2 separate regions of the Homo sapiens genome follow, and region 2 is linked to region 1. The links are chromatin loops, found by intact Hi-C in ENCODE. Cell type or tissue: A673. All regions are shown on one strand. Each heading gives the region's core, and the rest is flanking DNA. Links, peaks and the distances in the headings are about the cores only. Region 1 has its middle 7.3 kb from the start of IGSF10. Region 2 overlaps LINC02066 (long intergenic non-protein coding RNA 2066).

Evidence for each region. Peaks named below come from ENCODE experiments on the same cell type or tissue, not always from the same donor. Only the 100,000 strongest peaks of a DNase experiment are listed, where the experiment ranks them.
Region 2: it touches region 1 in a loop (4-fold over the local background); 21 of 110 quality-filtered maps call a loop at or near these places.

Annotation. Positions count from the first base shown.
Region 1 is chr3:151,463,005-151,473,795 of GRCh38, forward strand. It overlaps a transcript of IGSF10 not described here. Among named protein-coding and RNA genes, the nearest start is that of IGSF10, 7.3 kb to the left of the region's middle. In A673, for the core only: a CTCF peak has its summit at 5,466 (motif pointing right); a DNase peak (open chromatin) is centred at 5,517.
Region 2 is chr3:151,655,518-151,666,308 of GRCh38, forward strand. LINC02066 (long intergenic non-protein coding RNA 2066) reads left to right here. Exons shown (of 5, transcript NR_183765.1): 5 at 2,138-2,453. Among named protein-coding and RNA genes, the nearest start is that of AADACL2, 73 kb to the right of the region's middle. In A673, for the core only: a CTCF peak has its summit at 5,614; a DNase peak (open chromatin) is centred at 5,554; H3K27ac peaks cover 2,808 bases.

The DNA of each region.
Region 1 (10,791 bases), core at 1,271-9,270:
GGACTTCCAGACCTCAACTAGGATGAACCACAGAAAGATGACAGCAACATGTTAAACTTATTTTCCTAGGCTTGTTACCTGGGGTCATTTTCTTGCTATCAATTTCAAAGTGAACTCCTGATAGGAATGTTTGCTTCTCTTAAGAATTTTTATGAGATAAATCTCTACAATTGCTTTATGTCAGAGCTCTTCTCTGACGTATTTTCTACTTTTCATGTCATCTTCCAGAATTATTAGAAACCTGAGTCATATTGGCACCAATTCTAGTTCCATTTGCTCCACTTAATAACAATTCTAATATTTGTAATTACTTTTATAGTTAGAGTATATATGTGTCAAAGCCTTTATATGTATTGCTTAATTCTCAGAAATATTCTGATGAGTAAGTGCTAAAATTATACCAGTTTTTCAGATGAGATTGCTGAGGATAAAGAATGCTAAATGATTCAGAGCCAAAATACAATACTGAATTAATTTTAAAATTGTAAAACCAATGCTTTTAAGCCTTACATTTTCTGGTTTTTTTTTTTTTTTTTTTTTTTTTTTTTTTTTTTTTTCTGAGACGGAGTTTTGCTCTTGTTGCCCAGGCTGGAGTGCAATGGCGCAATCTCGGCTCACCACAACCTCCACTTTCTGGGTTCAAGCAATTCTCCTGCCTCAGCCTCCTGAGTAGCTGGGATTACAGGCACATGCCACCATGGCTGGGCGCAGTGGCTCACACCTGTAATCCCAGCATTTTGGGAGGCCAAGGCGGGAGGATCACCTGAGGTCAGGAATTTGAGACCAGCCTGGTCAACATGGTGAAACCCCGTCTCTACAAAAATACAAAAAAAGCCTTATATTTTCTATCTTCTTCCTGCTTCTATTTATAAAATTTGGAGAGTCCACAGCATATCAAAGAAAAGTTTCACCACTCTTTTTTCTAACCATGCTTAATAATGCAATATGTTTCTATAGATTCATATGGTTTACAAATCACTTTCACCTTTGAACATGGCCTCATTTAATAAGAAATATATGAAATTCAATGATAATGACTTTATTTTGTAATTGTAACTTTATTTTGCAGAAGTTAATTGAGTGTATAATTTGCCAAGATCTCAGAGCTGAGCATAGCGACTCTGAGTTAATTGTCAATCTGAACTCCTAAACCTGTGTTTCCTGGACTACGGTAATTTACCTACGCTTTAAGGATGGTTTGACATTTTAATTACCTCTCACTATAGTTTTACCTAATGATTTTCTTTAAATCCTCCCCCTCTTTTTGTTACTCTTTTCTTAAACAGTATTGTTGGTAAATTCTCAGGCTTTGTATTTTTTCTAGTAAACACGACAATAAATATACATCTTCTTCACCTTTTATATCACCCCTGAGAATTACATTTCCCCTCATCTCTAGGTCTTTGACATTATTTGCTGTCTTTTCTAGTAATTACTACTTCTTACTCCTCATCCTTAATTTATCATCCATACCATCCTTTACATCACCCTCCTAATCAGAGTATTTATTTAACACCAATCAACCAAGCGCAAGCAGTTACAAGTCATAGATCACCTGACAATCAGAACAAGCTATGAATTTTAAAACTGACTTATATATGTGTCAACAGATAACCAAATGCCAAAATTGTTACATATCTTTTAATCAGGCACAATCATTACCACCTCCCAGCTCCACAATTTTCATATTATTCAATTAACCAAACAGTCAAGACCTCCACTGAGTGATTCCAATAGCAGTGAAGTAGACTGACATCTTAGCCCTTCCTTTTTTGAAGTTACAGACTAGCACGGTAAGTGATAAGTGCCATGAAGAGACATAATGCAGGAAAAGGAGGTAGAAAGAAAATCAGTATCATCTTTCTTCCAATACAGTTGCAACTCAACCAACTAAAGTCAAACTACATGACTTGAAGACTTTATATATAGTATTCCAGATCTCTAACCTTTCAGAGCTTTCAGAACACCATGTATGGGTACAGTTTTGGAAGATGTGGAGAAAAATTTGAAGCAAATGCATGGTCCTCTTATAAGTCCATGGACTCTGGATTATAGGAAATAGAAAAACTACCTAGGAGGCAATTATAATAGTCCAGCCTTAAGACAATGAATTAAAGTGGTGGTTGTGAGAATAAATAAAGATTTTAGATCTGGAGGAACAAGAGTTAAGATTTTACTTAGGGAATAAAAGAGAGGATGGATGAATCTCACATTTTTGTTAGTGACATCCAAGGATCCTAGGAAAGCCAGGGCTGAAGTAGATAAAAGTTAGAAACCTGATATAGATGCAAACCTGAGAGAAGACTAAGGCAGAAGGAGCACAAGAATGACCATTGTTGTTGTCAAGAGTTTAGAAATAGGTGCCTGAAGAGCAGCTCTGCTGACTTTAGTTTTGTACTCTGGTCGCTGTAAATGCTCTGTGTTGCTTTTATGATAAGTATTGTATCAAAAGCCATTGGTTGAGGTTTGCAGAACTCACCATGATTTCTTAAGCCTGGGTAGGAGATGCACCTAAGAGATTTGAGAACTCTTCTAGTTTCTTCTTCTTTTTAATGAAAAGACATTATTATTACTTTACTATATAACATATTAGTGAATACGGCAGCTTGTATTTTCTCAAATGGGAAATGGCAAATGAGGCACATTTTTCTGATTTCTCCAGGAAGCTCAGTATCATCTGTCTTTTGGAGGATTTAATTTCTTATGACATCTGTCATACTATCCAGAGGATACCAATGGTGCTGTTACAGCAAACTAAATATGGCCTGAGAGGGACGTTGTACTTCTATATTTGAGTCCTTGTGGATGAACTGTAATCTAATTTAATCGGTAGACAAGATTGAAAACCTAACTTAGGAATATGCACCTGTAACAATTGCTGAGTCTTGGCCAATCCTAGCAGTCATACTTCAACCACTCATGCACTGCTGAGTGTCAAACTGTGTTCAAATAAGGCAAATGCCAACCTGTAACCAATCCAGCTGTTTCTGTACCTCACTTCTGATTTCTGTATATCATTTTCCTTTTTTTGTCTATAAATTTTTTCTGACCACGAGGCATCCCTGTAGTCTCTCTGAATCTGCGGTATTTCTGGAGGATGTCCAATTCATGAATCGTTTTTTTCCTTGTTCAATTAAACTTTGTCAAATTTAATTTGTCTGAAGTTTTAACAGATCTGGCATCAGAAGTGGGATTCAAAGTAAAACTCTGGCGACCCCCAGAAATACCAGGTGACCAGGCGAGGTACCCGCTGAGCCCATTGTGCTCACTGTTCTCTTGATTGTAAATGGAGGTCATGGGTGAGTTTTCTCTCAGATTCTGAACTCCAGTAACTTGTGTTTTGGGGTCTCTGAGTTTACTTGAGCAATACTTAGACTGCACCGAGTCTAAGATCAAATTGGATTTGATAATTAACTGGATTGAATTCAATTAGAGGCCTTGGACCTTGGGTAGGTACTTTATTTTTAATAATGGAATTATCTCAGTCCAAGGAGTCTGGGACTCCACCTTCTGGAACTCCAGCTAATTTTATGTATAAAAATTATGGGCCCAGCACGTGTTTTTGTTTTGTTTTGTTTTGTTTTGTTTGTTCGAGATAGAGTCTCACTCTGTCTCCCAGGCTGGAGTGCAATGGCACAATCTCAGCTCATTGCAGCCTCCACCTCCTGGGTTCAAATGATTCTCCTGCCTTCGCCTCCCGAGTAGCTGGGACTACAGGCACCTGCCACCATGCCCAGCTAATTTTTGTATTTTTAGTAGAGACAGGGTTTCACCATGTTGGTCAGGCTAGTCTTGAACTCCTGACCTCAGGTGATCCACCCGCCTCGGCCTCCTAAAGGGCTAGGATTACAGTAGTGAGCCATTATGCCTGGCTCAACGTGTGCATTTTTAGAAAAATGGGTTAACCCCACTAAAGAGAACTTAAGATGGTCGAAATGAGGAAGTTATAATTTGGAAAAAATTGTGTATTTGTGAGGCATATTGGAAAAAGACTATGTCCCACAGAAACAGTGGGACATAGTCTTTCATTGGTATGCAGAGGTCTCCAAAAGACTAAATGAATCAAAAATTAACTCCTTGAAAGATTCTTTGCAAAAAGCAAATGGAAAGCTTAGGCACCAGACCAAGGACATGACAAAAGAGGGCTGTGCTCTGACTGAACTAACTTCGACTGTTTCTTCTCTTTATCCATTTCTGCCTATATACTGAGTCCACTAACCTTTTTGCTAAATTACCCTTTCACCCTGAAGATGATGAAAAAGAGGAAGTTAGATGCCTTACAAAGTAAGACCTGATCAGCCAGGCCTGTCTGCTATAACTACTTTCACTCCATGGTCTAAAACTGAGCTTAAAGTTTTGTGAAGGACTTCCCTTATTCAAGGGAAAATCTCAAAAATTTACTGAGGAATTTAGAATCCTAATAGGAGCTTACAAGCCAGGGCTTCCTGACCTTTACCAATTTATTCACATGATATTAGGGCCTGATGAAGCTCAAGAATGGATGGCAGTAGCAGAATGGGACAAACCTGAGGAGGGTATTAAAGACCCCTCCAAAAGCTCCTCATGAGAAGGACCAAAAGTAGCTAGAAAAATGGCTGAGCCGGGCGCGGTGGCTCACGCCTGTAATCCCAGCACTTTGGGAGGCCGAGGTGGGTGGATCACGAGGTCAGGAGATCGAGACCGTCCTGGCTAACGCAGTGAAACCCCGTCTCTACTAAAAATACAAAAAATTAGCCGGGCGAGGTGGCGGGCACCTGTAGTCCCAGCTACTCGGGAGGCTGAGGCAGGAGAATGGCGTGAACCCCGGGGTCAGAGCCTGCAGTGAGCCGAGATCGTGCCACTGCATTCCAGCCTGGGCGACAGCGAGACTCCATCTCAAAAAAAAAAAGAAAAAAGAAAAAAGAAAAAAAGAAAGAAAAATGGCTGAAAACATTTTACATTCAATTTCTAATATTTTTCTGCAAAAAGTTGATTAGTCTGTCATACAATCTTGTAAACAAAAACAAAAGGATGAACCAGTTTGAGATTACAGAACTCGCTTAGAGACATTGTTTGTGAAACATTCTGGGCTTAAAGTACGGCAAGGAGTATTTCCTGCAGGGACTGAAATAGCATTAACTGCTCTATTATAAATGGACTCCGTCCTGAACTTAGAAGTTTAATTAAAAAACATAAGCTTGGATGGGAAGTTACAGATATGACTGAATTGGTGGCTTTAGCTGAACATTTTGAGAGGACTCTAGAGCAAGAAAAAGCTCAAAAAGCTAACAAGCTGACCCTTCAGTTACAATGGCTACAGGGGCTGCGACCAAAGGGACCTTTCTCATTCTCATTTTAAATCACAACCGAGAGATCCTAGAACAAGAAATTCTTTACCCCAAGATATCTGCCTTTATTGCAAACAACCAGGGCATTGGAAAAGGGATTGACCGCTTTTATGTAAGAGGTCTGCCAATAAGCCTCCCTTTAGGCTGAACTGTTTCTCCACTAGAGGGAGCCCAAGAGACCTTAGCCCTCCTGATAATGGCATTGACGGGGCTCCCAGGGATTCTCTACTAAATTGCTCCCGTAATACCTTTAAATGAACATGGAGAAACAGGTTAAAATAAATGGGGAGTCGTGTACAGTCCCGATGAATACTGGAGCTATTCTATCTACCATAAACCCCACTTTAATAAGCCAGTAAATCCCTAGAAGTAAAAAGGGTCATTTTTGTGAGGGTTGTTTGTATTTTTAAAATTTATTTTACGTTCCAGGATACATGTACAGGACGTGCAGGTTACATAGGTAAATGTGTGTCATGGTGGTTTGCTGCACCTATCAACCCATCACCTAGGTATTAAGTCCTGCACCCATTAGCTATTTATCCTGATGCTCTCCCTCCCCCTGCCCTGCTGCCTAGGCCCCAGTGTATGTTGTTCCCCTCCCTGTGTCCATGTGTTCTCATTGTTCAGCTCCCACTTATAAATGAGAACATATGGTGTTTGGTTTTCTCTTCCTGCATTAGTTTGCTGAGGATAATGGCTTCCAGCTCCACCCATGTCCCTGCAAAGGATATGATTTCATTTCTTTTTTATAGCTGCATAGTATTTCATGGTGTATACTTACCACAGTTTCTTTATTCATTCTATCATTGTTGGGCATTTGGGTTGATTCCATGTCTTTGCTATCGTGAATAGTGCTGCAATGAACATATGCATGCATGTATCTTTATAATAGAATGATTTACATTCCTTTGGGTATATACCCAGTAATGGGTTTACTGGGTCAAATGGTATTTCTGTTTCTAGGTTTTTGAGGAATTGCCACAGTCTTCCACAATGGCTGAAATAATTTACATTCTGTGGTGGGGGTTTCAAATCAAGTTCAAGACATTCCTGTATCTGAACCCATCCAATTAACATTGGGGCCCTTTTCAGAAAAATATACTTTTGTACTATGTGATGCTGCTCCAGTAAACTTGTTAGGGTGAGATTTACTTTCAAGTTAAAAGGGCATGTAAACCTTCTTCAGAGTTTCCTGATTCTCCTGAAGCAGAATTGTTATGCTGTCTACAGAAATAAATTGATAAGATAGAAACTCAGGCCTGTAATACCCCTGATCTCTCAAAAATACTTGAATGTTTATGGGCCTCTTCCCCAACTGATATAGGAAGAATTAAAAGTGTGCAACCTATGAAAGTCCAAATAGATCATCCTAAACCTTTGCCTAAATTACCCCAATATCCACTAAAATCTGAAGCAATTCAAGAGCTCTAACCAATTGTAGAAGATTTAATTAAACAAGGACTCATACTCCCATGCAGGAGCCCTTGTAACACTCCAATCCTAGCAGTTAAAAAGCCAAAAGGATGAGGTTGAAGATTTGTTCAAGATTTACAGGCAATAATAAAATTGTAATACCAAGATTTCCCGTAGTCCCAAATTCTAATATTTTATTATCTAATGTACCCACTGATTCCAAGTGTTCACAATAATAGATCTCTGCTCAGCCTTCTTTAGCATTCCAGTTTATAAAGAGAGTCAATACTAGTTTGCCTTTACTTGGTAAAATCAGCAGTACACTTGGCCTGTAATGCCACAAGGATTTACCAAAGCCCTTTCTATTTTTCCCAGGCATTGCATCAAGACTTAATGACACTACAGTTGCCTCAAAATTCTACTCTCATTCAGTACATAGATGAATATATGCTGTCCCACTAAGGAGTGCTCTGTAATGGACTCAGTTTACCTTTTACAGCAACTTTCATACAAAGGTCACAAGGCTTCAGTGGAAAAACTTAAGTTTTCAAGGCAAAAAGTCCACCATTTGGGATGTGACTTGGCTGCTGAAGGAATTTCCCTCTCAACTAAGAGGATAACAGCTATTCAAAGTTTTCCTTGACCTGCAACCAAAAGACAATTAAGAAGTTTTCTTGGACTTGCAGGATGTTGCAGATTCTGAGTTCCAATTTTTTCCTTAATAGCTTCACCATTGTATGAGCTCACTAATAATGCTATACCAGAGCCTTTACCTTGGGAAGACAGTCATGAGCAGGCTGTTGGCCAAATAAAGTTGACCTTACAACAGCCCTCATCTTTAGGACTTCCAAATTACACTAAACCTTTCACCTTGTTTGTTCATGAGTGTAACAATCAGGCATTAGGAGTCCTTGCTCAAGAACATGGTGGTGAACATAGGCCCATTGCATACTATAGCCTGCAATTATACCCAGTCACTAAGGCATATCCTAATTGACTAAAAGCAGCAGCAGCAGTGGCCAAACTGGTAGAAACTTCATCAGATCTTGTTTTAGGAAATGAACTTAATTTGCAAATCCCACACGCTGTGTAAAGTCTATTAAATTCCAACCAAACCCGCATTTTTCAGTAAGCAGACTAACATCTTATGAATTACTTCTCCTATCTCCTTCTAATCTTCATCTAAAACACTGTAATCTACTTAACCCTGATACTGTTATCTCTGCCCAATGATGGTGAAGACCACAATTGTGTAAGTGTAATGATATGATTTAGCTCTGTGTCCCCACCGAAATCGCACCTTGAATTGTAATAATCCCTGTGGGGATTATTGAATCATGGGGGTGGGTCTTTTCCATGCTGTTCTCATGATAGTGAATAAGCCTCATGAGATCTGATGGTTTTATAAAGGGGAATTCTCCTGCACATGCTCTCGTCTGCCACCATGTAAGACGTTACTTTGCTACTCATTCACCTTCTGCTTCCCCAGCCATGTGGAACTGTGAGTTAATTAAAAACCTCTTTCCTTCATAAATGGCCCAGTCTCAGGTATGTCTTTATTAGCAGTGAGAACAGAATAATACTTGTAGTGTCAGAAATAGTGGCCCTTCATGTTGATTTCTAAGACACTCCACTGGATAATCCTGAATTAATACTTTTTTATTGATGGATCCTATGTCAGAAACTCAGAAGGAAAATTTCAGGCAAGATACACTGTTACTACCCAAAATGAGTTAATAGAGAAGGGAACTCTTCCTCAATTTAAGTTGGCCCAACCTGCAGAGCTTTTTGCCCTCACCTGAGTTTGTCATATAGCTAAGGACAAGTCAGTAAATATTTATACAGATAGCAGATGCGCTTTTGGAATACTACATGATTTTGGAATGATATAGAAACTATGAGGGTTTTTCACATCTAGTGGAACCCCCATCAAAAATTGACTCAAAGTAGATGAACTCTTTTCTGCTATCCTTTTACTATTGCAGGTTGCTGTTGTTAAGATTGAAGCTCATACTTGTAGAACTGAACTTGAAAGTCAGGATAATGCTTTAGCAGATGTTTATGCTGAATCAGGTAGTGCTGAAACTGTTAAGATATGCAATCTGAATGAACTACATAAGATTAATCCAAGCCAGCTTCCTTACGACGACTTATTTAATAAACAATGCAATGCATCTCATTTGGAAAAACAAAATTGGTATCTAAAAGGATGTAAATTTAATGTAAAGTGCAGACTCATAGCCCAGATAGCTGCCTGGTGCTTCCTGAGTCTTTGAAGCTTCCATTGTTGAAAGCTCTGCACTCCACAACTCATCATGGAACAGACAAAATGATCCAATTATGAAAAAAATACTGGTGGGGTGACTTCCAAAACTGCTAAAATGGTTTATAACCAGTGTTTGACTTGTCAAAGCAATAATCCTGGAAAAACAATCAAAGTTTCAGGTAATATATGTCTACCACCTGATGGAGTATTTTAGCATTTACAGATAGACTTCATTCAACTGTCACCCTCAATGGGATATCAGTATATTCTTGCAATAGTTTGCATGTTTTCTGGTTGGATAGAGGCCTTCCAATGTAGTAAAGCTGATGCTGTGATAAGAAATTAGAAAATCTTTTTCCTTTTTTGGGGGATCCCTGGAAAAATCTTCCAGTGATAGAGGAACTCATTTTATTGGGCAAGTTATAAAGCAGTTAAATAAGGTGCTACCAATGCAGCGGCATTACCATTGTCCCTACCACCCTCACTCTTCTGAAAAGGTTGAAAGAACAAACGTCATATTAAAACTGCAGTTGGCAAAGTTAACTGAATCAATTGGGTTGCCTTGGCCAAAGGTACTACCTTTGGCTTTAATGGCAATCAGATCCACTTTTATTGGAAAACATAAGTTGACCCCTTATGAAATAGTCACTGGAAGGCCTCATGCTTCTCCTGCTCTCTTAAATTCTGATATAACTAAGTACTGCAAGGCTTTAATGCATTATGCCAAAGTATACTTTTGCCAGGTAAAGGAAACTTTTTGAGATCCACTAACTGAGGACAATCAGACCCTCCCCATGGTTTAGAACCTGGAGACTGGGTCTTCTGGAAACAATATCAGAGGAAGACTATTTTTGAACCTTGTTGGAAGGGACCTTACCAAGTTCTCACCACCCACACTGCAGTGAAGCTTCAGGGCCTTGAACCTTGGGTCCACGTCTCACAACTCAAAAGGACCCCTTCTGACTTGTGGAACTGTACACCTGTTGGAGACTTTAAGATAAAGTTGACCAGGGAAATCTCTCTCCAGGAAGAGATGCCATCCTAGTTGTGGACAGCTTTCCTAAGATCATGGATCAAGACTTCTCTACCATCATGAAAGCCTTATGTGTTCTTCTGTTTTCCTCATCTTTTGTTGCCCTAATCCTTTCGTTTTCTGTACAGGAAAATCCATGGGACCATAATCAGTTGATGGCTTTAGCTCAAGCTTGTGCTGAACACAAAACCAGAGTAATTGTTGGATTTGTGGGCTAATGCCAAAAAATCAGGAAATGATTCCACTGATGCCAATGCCTCTCTGTGTTCCCAGTGAGAATCACCCTGAGACTCCAAGGGAGGAATGGAAAACTATTATTGATATTCTAAACATCACTGCTATTTGCTTTCCTACGCTCACTAACTTTTTCAATCGATAACTTGATCATTGCCAATTATAAAAAAACAATCCAAGTGATGCAAGCAAAAGGTATATTGTGCTTCCAAGGTATCATGCACTCAAGATTTGGGAATTACCTATGTTGGTACAAGTAATTGCTTGTATAATGTAACTGGATTAAACCCAGTAGGGTCTCCTTTTACTAAATGTGGTTATACACCCTTACTATATATTATAAAGGAGCCACAAAAAAAGTAAATTTCCCACTGGATGTTGTTCAGGAGCTGTGCAGATTTATGGATGAACAAACTTGACTGACCTCTGCTCAAATGTAACTAGGGGGCCCTTTTTTCCAAGCCCTGAGGATCTATATTGGGTCTGTGGAGAATCTGCATATTCTGTTCTACCTCCTC
Region 2 (10,791 bases), core at 956-8,955, 190 kb after region 1:
ATAATGAATTGCTAGCTTAAAGATGACTACTTTGTTGGTTTACTTTTAAATACCATTATGAACCCATTGATTTAAACATTTTTCATAGGCTTTGATCTGTTGCAATTCTTCACCATATTAAAGCTTAAGCTGTTTCATCTTTAATCAGTGTGAACCTCTTTAAGTTGGCTCCTGAGTCTTTTTGACATAACCCTTGTAGTATTTAATATTTTCCTTACTGTCTAGTAAGACAAGGTGTTCTAGGCTCAACTAATACATTACTTGGATTGGAAACAGCCATTTTTCAAGAACTTATGGTTTTGAAATGATATTTCAAGATCACAGTTAAGATACCAGGGATGTTCATTTGTTCATGAGTTAGTTAAATCACTTTTAGACTTTTTAAGTTGACAAAGCTAGAAAGTTTTATGTGTGGGCACACACAGAGTTATATTTAAGGATTAAATACATTATACTTTTATAACAGCTTTTTTTTTCTTGAGAGCAGAACAGTTAACACTATTTATTTCCTATGATGAAGTTCTGTTGAGATCATCTGAGCATCCTCTGACCCCCTGTTTTTATTCATGCTCCTGAAAGTCCCATATTAAGATTTTTCTTGGGTTCCCAACTAGCCTAAACTGAAAGTATAAAATCATAAAGATAGATGTTTGCAAGTTTTGCTATTTGTATAACAGCAAAACAACATTTACTTAAATTAGAATTTAATTAAGACTACTACAAGTTAAGATTACGATTGTTTAAAGTCCAGATACTTTGAGATAAACTCACTTTATTACAGAATATTTACCTGTTTTGTTCAAAGGAATCCAGCTTTGTTTGTATCCTATAGGGTCCCTCTGATTTAGGGGTGTCTTACAAACAGCTATGCAACTTTGAAAACACTACTTTATCAATGTACAATAATGTAACATACAAAGAAATTGGATAATTTGGGGGGCCACAGAGATTATTACTTTCTACCTAGTACATAGTTTTTGCTTTTGTAAGTAAAGCTCTTTTGGTGAAAGATAGTTTGGCTTAGGCCTATCTCAAAATCATGAGATATTTAACCTGGGTTTATTTTTCTGTTTTGGAGTTGTGTGTTTATTCAAAAGATGGTTTATGAAATAAAGCCATTTGTTTCCAATTGTGCAAGTCTTAATCCTGTAATTAATAACAGATTTTTTTTCAAAAAAGAAAAGAAACCATTCTCTTTTGCATTAAAACTTTTTGGGTAGCCTTTCAAATATTTTGGTGCCATTTAAATATTCTCTATTAAAACAAGTCACATTAAAAGGGCTTTTCTGCAGAATAACCATCCTTTCAACAAATCTATGGTTAAGATCCCACTCCCTCATTGTTTTCTCCTAAGGAATAGAATGTTGTTTATATCCTAAAAATTACCATGAAATGGTGATATATGTACCTTAATTTCTGACACAACCTAGGTTATTCTGAATGATTTGCCGGAACTTCCAGGGATATTTTTTATATTAAAATATATACTTGTGGTGTTGCAGATAGGCAGGAATCTAAATGTATAGGGCATGCCCAACTGCATCAGACAAATCAGTTATGTTTTTCTCCTGTTTTTCTTTTCAACCTCAGCAGTTAAAAAAATTATGGTAAAGATGTTTTTAAGAGAAAGTATGGCTAGTCAACAAAGTATACAGCCTGTAAATAGCAAGTTTGAAACTTCCACTCTTAAAGTTCTTTTAATTCTTCTTAAACTTACTTGCTAATTTCAGTTTTTTCTACCTCTTAGGATTTCAAAGGACCCAATGCTTATGTGATTTGATGTATAAGAACTGTTCTAAATGATTGTTCTTCATCTTTTCCTGGAGATATTTAAGTAGATCATTAATTCCTTAACTGTCAGCTCATTAAACAGTGGGTTATTACTAGGCACATGTATGTAACCTTTGATTCTCGCCATTTTAAAACAGGATGAATTTTTTTTTAAAAATTGGTCTATGTGGCACTTATCTTCTTCAGGCCACAGTTTTTTCATCTGATCGATTAAACAAATGTAAGCCTGCTGTATTCATTTTGGAAGGGGGAGTTACATTTACCCAGGAACTTTAAGTTTTATCTTTCCAGGACAAAAAATTATATTGGATTCCCTCTGTGATAGCTCTTTCTTTTCTGTCTCTAGGTTGAGAAGAAAAACCTGGCCCTTGTTCTTAGCCACTTTAATGAAGCATCACTTGCCACAGAGAGGGGAAAATAGCAATTTGCATTCTGAGATAATTTAAGACTAACCTTTAACTATATGTGCATTAATGTATGGCTAAAAATATGTATCAAGATTTTAAAATTATTAAAGGAAGCTTACAGATGATAAAGAAGATAAATATTTGAAAGAAAAATTAATCTTTGAATATATAGTCTGCTCTTAACAAGAAGCACTATGTGATTTTATTCTTTGATAGCAAAGATTGTTATAATTATTAAAACACTCTCACTCAAGAGCCCGTTTGTGTGTGTATGTGTTTGTGTGTGGGTGTGTGTGATTTTTTTCATGCTTTTGAATCCATTTCTAACGAAATTTGAAGTCTCAAAAGGCTAGAGTTTCTAATATTTATTACTTACTGCTGAGTTGGATTTTCAACCTAAGTCAAAATTACAACTGTTTCCTATAACTGTTTATTATCTTTAAAACTGTTAGAACTTATATACGGCCTCCTTTTGAGCAACAAATTCGCCTCCAAACCAGAATAATAAAAACTATCAATATGTTTTTTACCCCAAAAGACTACTAGACACCACCAATACTTTGCCCTTTCTCTTCATGAGGAGGGATAAGAAAAATGATTGCATATGTATATATGATTGTGCCATAATTTTAATTAGCTTAACACTACTGTCAAAACTGTCCTGTTTGCCAAACTCAAGATAAAAGAAGCGCTGACAAATCAAAAAGGAAAGCTGATCTCTCTTATGGTAATTATATACAAAATGAATATATTTCAATAAATGTGTACTTTTGGACAAATGAATAGGAACAGTTAAGGTAATGCATAAAGACTGCCAGAATAACTAAGTTGATTTGAAACAGAGTTACTTTTTAAGTTTAAAATCGCTTGCCAATTGTGACAATCATAACACACATTTTATAGGATAAATTAAAGGACCTTACAAACTCATCAGTAACTTCATCAATAATATATTCTTATTTTTAGAGTAATCATTTACTAAATTCTTAAAATATTTATTCATGTGAAACTTCAGTGCAGGACTTCACTGTTCCCCATTCTGATTTTGTTCATTATTGTAATAAAATCACCAAGAGTATTTTAGTCCTGTAAGTAAAAAGTGGTTCTGCTTTTCCTTCACACTTGCATAAAGTCCTCTGCTACAAGATTCAGAGTATTCTAGAAGAAATATCAAAAGAATGATGACTTCAGTAAAGGATTTTACTGCATGCTCTTAACAATGGGTTCTGCATGGAATAGCCTAAGGTGCACATGCTTCCTCCTCCCGTGAGCAGACTGAGGATTTCTAACACTCTTGGTGCAAATACAGATGATGTTGTGAAATAATTCAAGATAAAATGAATAAGAAGTAATGACCTCAGTCTGAATGACACTGATGAGAAAATTAAGTTGTGGTTGATGTTTTAGTTTTTAATTGAAATATAACAACGCCCATCTTTCTTTCTTCTTGATCTATCGATGTTAACAGACTAAGTATACTTCTACAAACTGGAAAAACTCTTTAAATGTTATCTTTTTCAATTGACACGTTAGAATTCAAAGAAGTTTAAAAAAATCTAATATACAAAATAACTAATAAATCATCGGAAAAATTTAAGGAAGATGATTTTGCCAAACTAAAAAACACATTATTGTTGTGTTGACCAAACTGCTCAGAACAATAGTTAAACATTAGGCATAATGCCTCCAAAGTGTCCTGTTGCTTTTTATTACAATGTGGTTATTTACATAGTTTCAACATAAATCTTTCTTCTTTACAGGATATAATTGAACAAATCAAATTTATAACCATGAGTGTTACAGAAATGCCACAGCTACAGATAAATTTTATTAAATCAAGCATGCTAAGTCCAATATTGAAGAACAGGGGATATTCTTCTTGAGGCTACTGTGTACTCCCTGGTGCCTGCTCTATGATTTATAGGTCCCAGACTTACCAGCTTGGAAAGAATATCACTTCTGGTAGGATAGGAACATTGACACTATGGGAATCTTGAAAGAAGAAAAATATCTCTACATTTATAAGTACTTCAGGCAAAACTTAGTAGGAGTGTATTGGATGTTGTCTAAATACTAGCCTTGGAATACATATGTTTATAAGGGTAATGAAAGTCCTTCTGGCAAGAAGACTATGACCTCGGGAGCTTCACAGATCCTCCAGGGAGAAATAAAATACGAAATTATAGTTTCCTATGGATTTAGTTTGTTAACCATATCAACCAGTACATTTTTAAATAAATAAAACCAACTAAATAAAGAAAACATCAAATTAGTGATACTGAATTAGAAAATAGCTAAACAAATTTGTGTGGTTAAATCTTCACTTTGGAGATGAAATGACCAGAAACAGACACTGAGTGGGCAAAATGGACACCTTGCTCTGCTGCCATTGTGGTTACACACCTCAGATAACAGTTGGGAAGAAAGATACTTTATATCCTCAGATAAACTTTAAAGAGCAAAACATCCCACAGAGCACTAATTCCTCAGTAGTGAAGCCTTGAGCCCTTTCTTAAGTTGCTACCTCTCTGACTTTTGAAATACTGATAACTAGAGATATATGATGACCTTTGACCCTTGCAGATATAAAAATCAAGTGAATGAATTTTTATTTTCCAACCTTGAACAGACTAACTTTGGTAACATTTTTTGTTTCTTTATGGGTTTTTACTTTAAGTACCTTCTATATATATATTTTTAAATAGACAGTTATTCTGAAACCTGGACATTTTTTGCAAAATATTGCAAGAGAAAAATATTTATTTTTGTAAAATGCTTCATGTGTCCTGTTTTTTTTTTTGTGTGTGGTTGTTGTTGTTGTTTTCCACAGAGGCCACATGATGTGTGGCACAGTGAGGGACTAGTATCATCTGCAGATGGAGCAGGAACCAAAAAAGTTCTGTCGGTTCAACTGAAATATTTTACTATGAGTTTGCTTTTGTTTAGTTTTACAAATCTGTCTTATACCTTCACAGTGGATCATTTAACCCTTGCTTCTGAATTTTTCCATTGAATTTGTTTTAGTAAAATTACTTACCAAAAATAGACACTTGGTTAAAATAAGATCCCTAACAAATGGATCTTTAGATTCATTCCTTACTGTTCCCTTAAAAATATAAACACACTTTATGATCTTGCTGTGAAACCATTTTTTCTTAATACTGTAGTTTTCAATTTTCTAGTTTTCAAGTTTCTGTTTCTAAAATGGCTAGTTTTCTGGTTGGTTAAAACAAGTCAGAAGAATGAGATACGGCTGGTGATTTTCTCTTCTCTTATGTACATTAAAATATTTGACAGCAATATTGGTACGCTTTGGTTTCAAAGTATGCCTGTCTTTTCATGAGAAGAAAAAATAATTTTGGGGACTATACTGCCTCTCAGTGGTTCGTTTAATATTTATTTCAATCACAAAATATTTTATGAGATGAAAAACCTAAAATTTTCAATAATAGATTTCTCAGTGTTTTTACTTCGATTAGCTCATAAGAAAAACAGTAATGTGAGTTATCTTGCAATATATGTTTGTCTACCCCCATTGATTGGACACCAATAGCCATGATGTGTTACAAAGAGTTTCAAGGTCTACTTTCCCCAAAGAAGGAATGAATTAGTCTATATGCAAAGGAGGCATTGATGTATTCTGAAAGAGAAGGTGCCAAACCAGGCTGAGTAAAGGGCATAATCAGCTTGGAAAAGTTCATTGTTATGAGTTATGAAAATTCATAAGTCCAGATATTACCAAGTGGCCTTTTTTTTTTTTTTTTTTTTTTTTTTTTTTTTTTTTTTGAGACGGAGCCTTTCTCTGCCACCCAGGCTGGAGAGCAGTGGTGTGATCTCGGCTCACTGCAACCTTCACCTCCTGTGTTCAAGCAATTCTCCTGCCCCAGCCTCCCAAGTAGCCCGGATCACAGGCATGCGCCACCACACCAAGTTAATTTTTTTTATTTTTAGTAGAGACAGGGTTTCACCACGTTGGTCAGGCTGGTCTGGAACTCCTGACCTCAGGTGATTGACCTGCCTCCGCCTCCCAGGGTGCTGGGATTACAGGCGTGAGCCACCTTGCCCAGCCACCAAGTGGCTTTTTGATCTGTATTTTGGTATCCTAAGAATAAATCTTACAAATTAGAGAGTTTAAAGTTTACTTTAACCTCTCTACCTGTTAAGTTGGCTTAGTTCAACTTGTGTGTGTGTGTGTGTGTGTGTGTGTTTCTATAAACACGGGGCTATTCCAAGAACCTGCAGAAGGACAGAGTTGAGTACAATTTGGTTTCAATCATCAAAAAAATTATTATTCATTATAACAAAAAGGGAATACTCCACTTTTGTCCCCTTGACATTACTCAGCATTTGTTGATGAATTGAATAATCAAAGCTGTCAACTATTTCTCCTTTTAGTAGTAGTATCTTTATAATTTGCTGTAAGATGTTATGCCAAAAACAGTGATGAAAAGAGTGGAAAAACAGGTTTCTGAAATCTATGAGTTTGCTGTATATAGGGTGAGGACCCACAATTTGGTGTCTACAGTTTTTCAGAAATGCCTCAGTTTTTAAATTGATTTATAATATTAATAGGCATATTGATTTATGATCTTGTAGGCTAATTTATTCAAGACTGTCAATGACTAGAAGTTTTAAAACAAACTAAACTGGAAGCTTGTAATAGTGTTGAATAGATAATCTTATTTAAGTTTTTACAATCTCACTTTCATACAAGTTCTAGACTTTTCAAGAAATAGGAAGCTTTGAAGAAAAGGAGTAGGAAAGAGGAAATGCACTGATTATTTTAGCAGATATATTTCTTGGCACTAGGGATCAATATGTTAGGCATAAGTAAGTCTTGGCAGAGGCTGCCAGAGAGCAGATGTTAATACCTTGTCTACTAACCCAGAACATAGAGTATCGCTTGATGATAAGGCAAGGAAAATTCAGCGAAGGAACATCCTAATTTGACTGAGTGGTTACCCAAAAGATGATGAATTTTAAGCTGCCAGTAACTCAGTTTACTCTGAATTAACAGGAATGAAACTTCCCCTCATGGGCACTTAAGACAAAATAAGGGCTATGTGAAGTTTCACTATAGCAAGCAAATAGACTTGCATTTTTCAAGATTTGCCTGTTGTGACAATAAATTTACATCTGCCATAAAATATTTGGAGTTTTAGAAGATGGATCAGCATATAGATAATCTCTGAAAACAAAAAAAGCTAGACAACATCATGCAGAAAGGTCTAAGCAGAAGAAGTGAGTAGGAGACAGAATTCCAGGGCTTCTAACATGTATAGTACAGAACTAAGAGAGTTATATGAACCTATATGAAGGGGGAGGAAGTGGGGAGGCGCATGGACCTTCTAAGGCATCAGCAATGCTTTCTCCTTTTATCCTGGGTGGTAAGTATGTAGTGTTTGCTTTATTATTAGTAGTATTATTTTTAAATGAGTACACATTTTACATAATCTTCTGAATGTTAATCATCTTTCATAATAAAATGAAAAAATGCCAAAACAGTAGAAACATTAGGAAAAAATTAAGTTTTACAAAAAAATGTTTAAAACCAGGGTAGCAGCAACAGCTTATTGAGAAGGTAGATTGTCCTAAGAAGTCAGCTTTATTAAGGTGTAATTCACCTACAAGAAAATGCACCCATTTTAAGTTCTATGAATTTGGCAAATATACAAAGCAGTGTAACCACCACCACATTTAACAGAACATTTCTATTACTTCAGACGGTTTCCTTGTGCCCCTGTCCAGCTAATCCTTACCCCTCTTCCCTGACCCTAGGCACCCACTGATCTGCTATTGTACTGTAGGAATTATCTAGAATTTTATATAAATGGTGTCATGTTATATAAATGGTGTCATGCACTCTTTTGTATCTGACCTCTTTGGCACAACATAATCTTTTTGAGACCTATTCAGGTGGTTGTGTAGATTAGAGTTTCATTCCTTTTATTGTTAAAAAGTATCTCACTATGTGGCAGCTATGGAAATGTACCACTCAGACCTCCTTAACAGAACCAGCTACAGCAGTTGCCCCTCTGCATCTACCACCATATTCTAGTTATGACTACACTTCTCTAGGAATGTTCCCAGCAGAGGACTAAGAATAGTGGAGGATTACTGTTGTCCCATTTCTGCAGAATGTAGGATTCCTTTAATGAGCATTTTTGGCTCAGAGAATCCCTATTTGTCACCCTGAGAGAGAGAGAGAAAGGAAGGAGAAGGAAGGGAGGAAGGGAGAAAAGGAGGGAGGGAGGGAAAGTGTAGACCAGTTCTAGAGAAAACATTTTCAGACAATGGTACCAAAGTCAGAAGTCAGAATAATCGTCATGTTAGGGACTATAGAGATTAATAGAACAGCAAATTCATTTACTTTCCTGAAATTTTGTGGAAAGCTATATAGACATCAACCATCTTTATCAAATTTACCTGACTTCTTTAATGGAAGTATGGGGGTATCACAGGATTAGTGCCCTTTGTAATTATCCCTTATTGTTTTGATTCTTTCATAACTGGTTTTATCCATTTTATTTGAGCTCTAAGGCCAAGCAATGCATGGATCTGTTTCAGCTCAGTGTGTTTTTCCACTGTGGTCTGGGACTGGCCCCCTCTGCCATACCCTTTTTCTTTCAAAGGCATATAGTATGGAGCCCCACATACACTCTGTCTGGAGGTACAGAATATGGTAGTTTAAAAATTGCACAGCGGGTCTCTCCCCAGGGGATACAGGAAATCAGAAAAAAAGTAAGAAAATATGCTCTTCAGTTATATAGCCAATCTGTAGGGGAACCATACAGGAATAGGAACAAGATGGATCCCAAATACCAACACCCTATCTTTATCACCAAATAGAAGCAAGAAATGCCCTAGGAAATTGCAGAATAAGTAACACCAGTTCCTACTTCCAAGATTCCCTAAGCCGGTTCATTTTAAGCCCTTTGACAATTATTTCCTAGTCTCCGGACTTTCATGCTTCCTGTATTCCTACTGAGAGGTGACGTGAAAAGGAGTCAGAGAGAAAGAAGGACAGACACAGAAAGTCTAATTGGGATTGTAAAGTAAGGATAGATTTTGTTATTTCTTGCAAACTGAGAAATCCTTTGAGAGTGTGTGGTAGTAGGATAATGCATGTTACACTGTTAACTTTTAGCAAACTTTACTTTTTCTGTATAGATAGCTCCTTCCTGATTCTGTAAGTACTTTAAGATTTGGCTGAGTGCAAACAGCTCGCATGTTTAAGCAGACCAACTATTAGGCAATTTTCCTAATTCTGCTTCTGTTAGCGTTTCCTTATCACTTACAGAATACCCATTGTGTCTTTTTCCCTTAATCACCTAGGAGGAAACATCTATCATCCTGTCCTGAAGGGAGTTCCTCCTTGGTCTGGTTGGACCTTTGTATGGTAATTAATTAAGATTTAGATCACCTATTAGGAAACCTTCTGAGTTAAGGATTTTTGATAGAAAGGCTACGGATTGTCAGTGACCTCAGTGCTTTTGGGCTATGCCCTTGTTTACACTGACAACAAGGTGGTAATGGAGTGTTATAGGGTTACAGAGAAGACCTTCAATTATCAATGATAGGTCTTAAATTTACCCTGGCTTTTAAAGGAATAGGGTACACTGTTTTTTCTTTACTACTTCCATCTCTCTTTCTTTCTCTTTGACTTCTTGTCTCTTTCTCTCTCTTCCTCTCTCTGTCTCTCTCTTTGACTCCTTCTTTGTCTCTTCCTCTCTCTCTTTCTGTGTCTCTCTTTCTTTCCCTCTCTGACTCCCTCTCTTTGTGTCTCTGTTTCTTCCTCTTTCTCTTTCTCTGACTTCCTGTCTCTTTCTCTCTTTCCTTTCTGCTGCCTCTGCCAGCTGTTATGCTGCTGTTCTCCCTTCTCCTTCCCTTTTTGATGGCTTCAGCAGTGTCAGACTGTCACCTCCTTGGGTTTTTGCACTGCATGCAATAACTCCATAATTTCCTTGTGTATTTATTGGGAGTACCCCCAGAGATTAGGGGGAACCCTAACCCTTTCTTTCCATATTGCAGCATGGGCATGTAGGATTAGATAAGCATACTTGCTATGTGTATACACATTTATTCTTTTTCCCTTTCCCAGTTCTAAGTCTTGGGTAAGTGCCACTAGTTCTGCTAACTGGGTGCTGGTCCCTGGGGGAAGAGGCTTACTTTCAAGTACAGCTACATCAGTAACTATGGCATAACCTGACCTTCGTATCCCATTCTCCACAAATGAACTTCCATCGGCATATAGGTTAAGGTCAGGATTAGCTAAGGGGACTTCTAAGAGATCATCTCGGGTGGCATAAGTCTGGACTATAATTTGTTGGCTGTCATGCTCGATTGGTTCCTCATCCTCTGGGAGAAAAGTGGCAGGGTTGAGGGCCATGCATGTTTGTATTTGAAGCACCAGTCCCTTAAGGAGTAGTGCCTGGTATCTAAGTAGGTGATTGTCTGATAGCCATAAACTTCCTTTGGCACCTAGTATGCCATTTACATCATGAGTAATCCAGACAGTGAGATCCTTTCCTTGTATTATTTTGATAGCCTCTTACACTAAGACAGCCACCACTGCAACTACCTGTAAACAGTG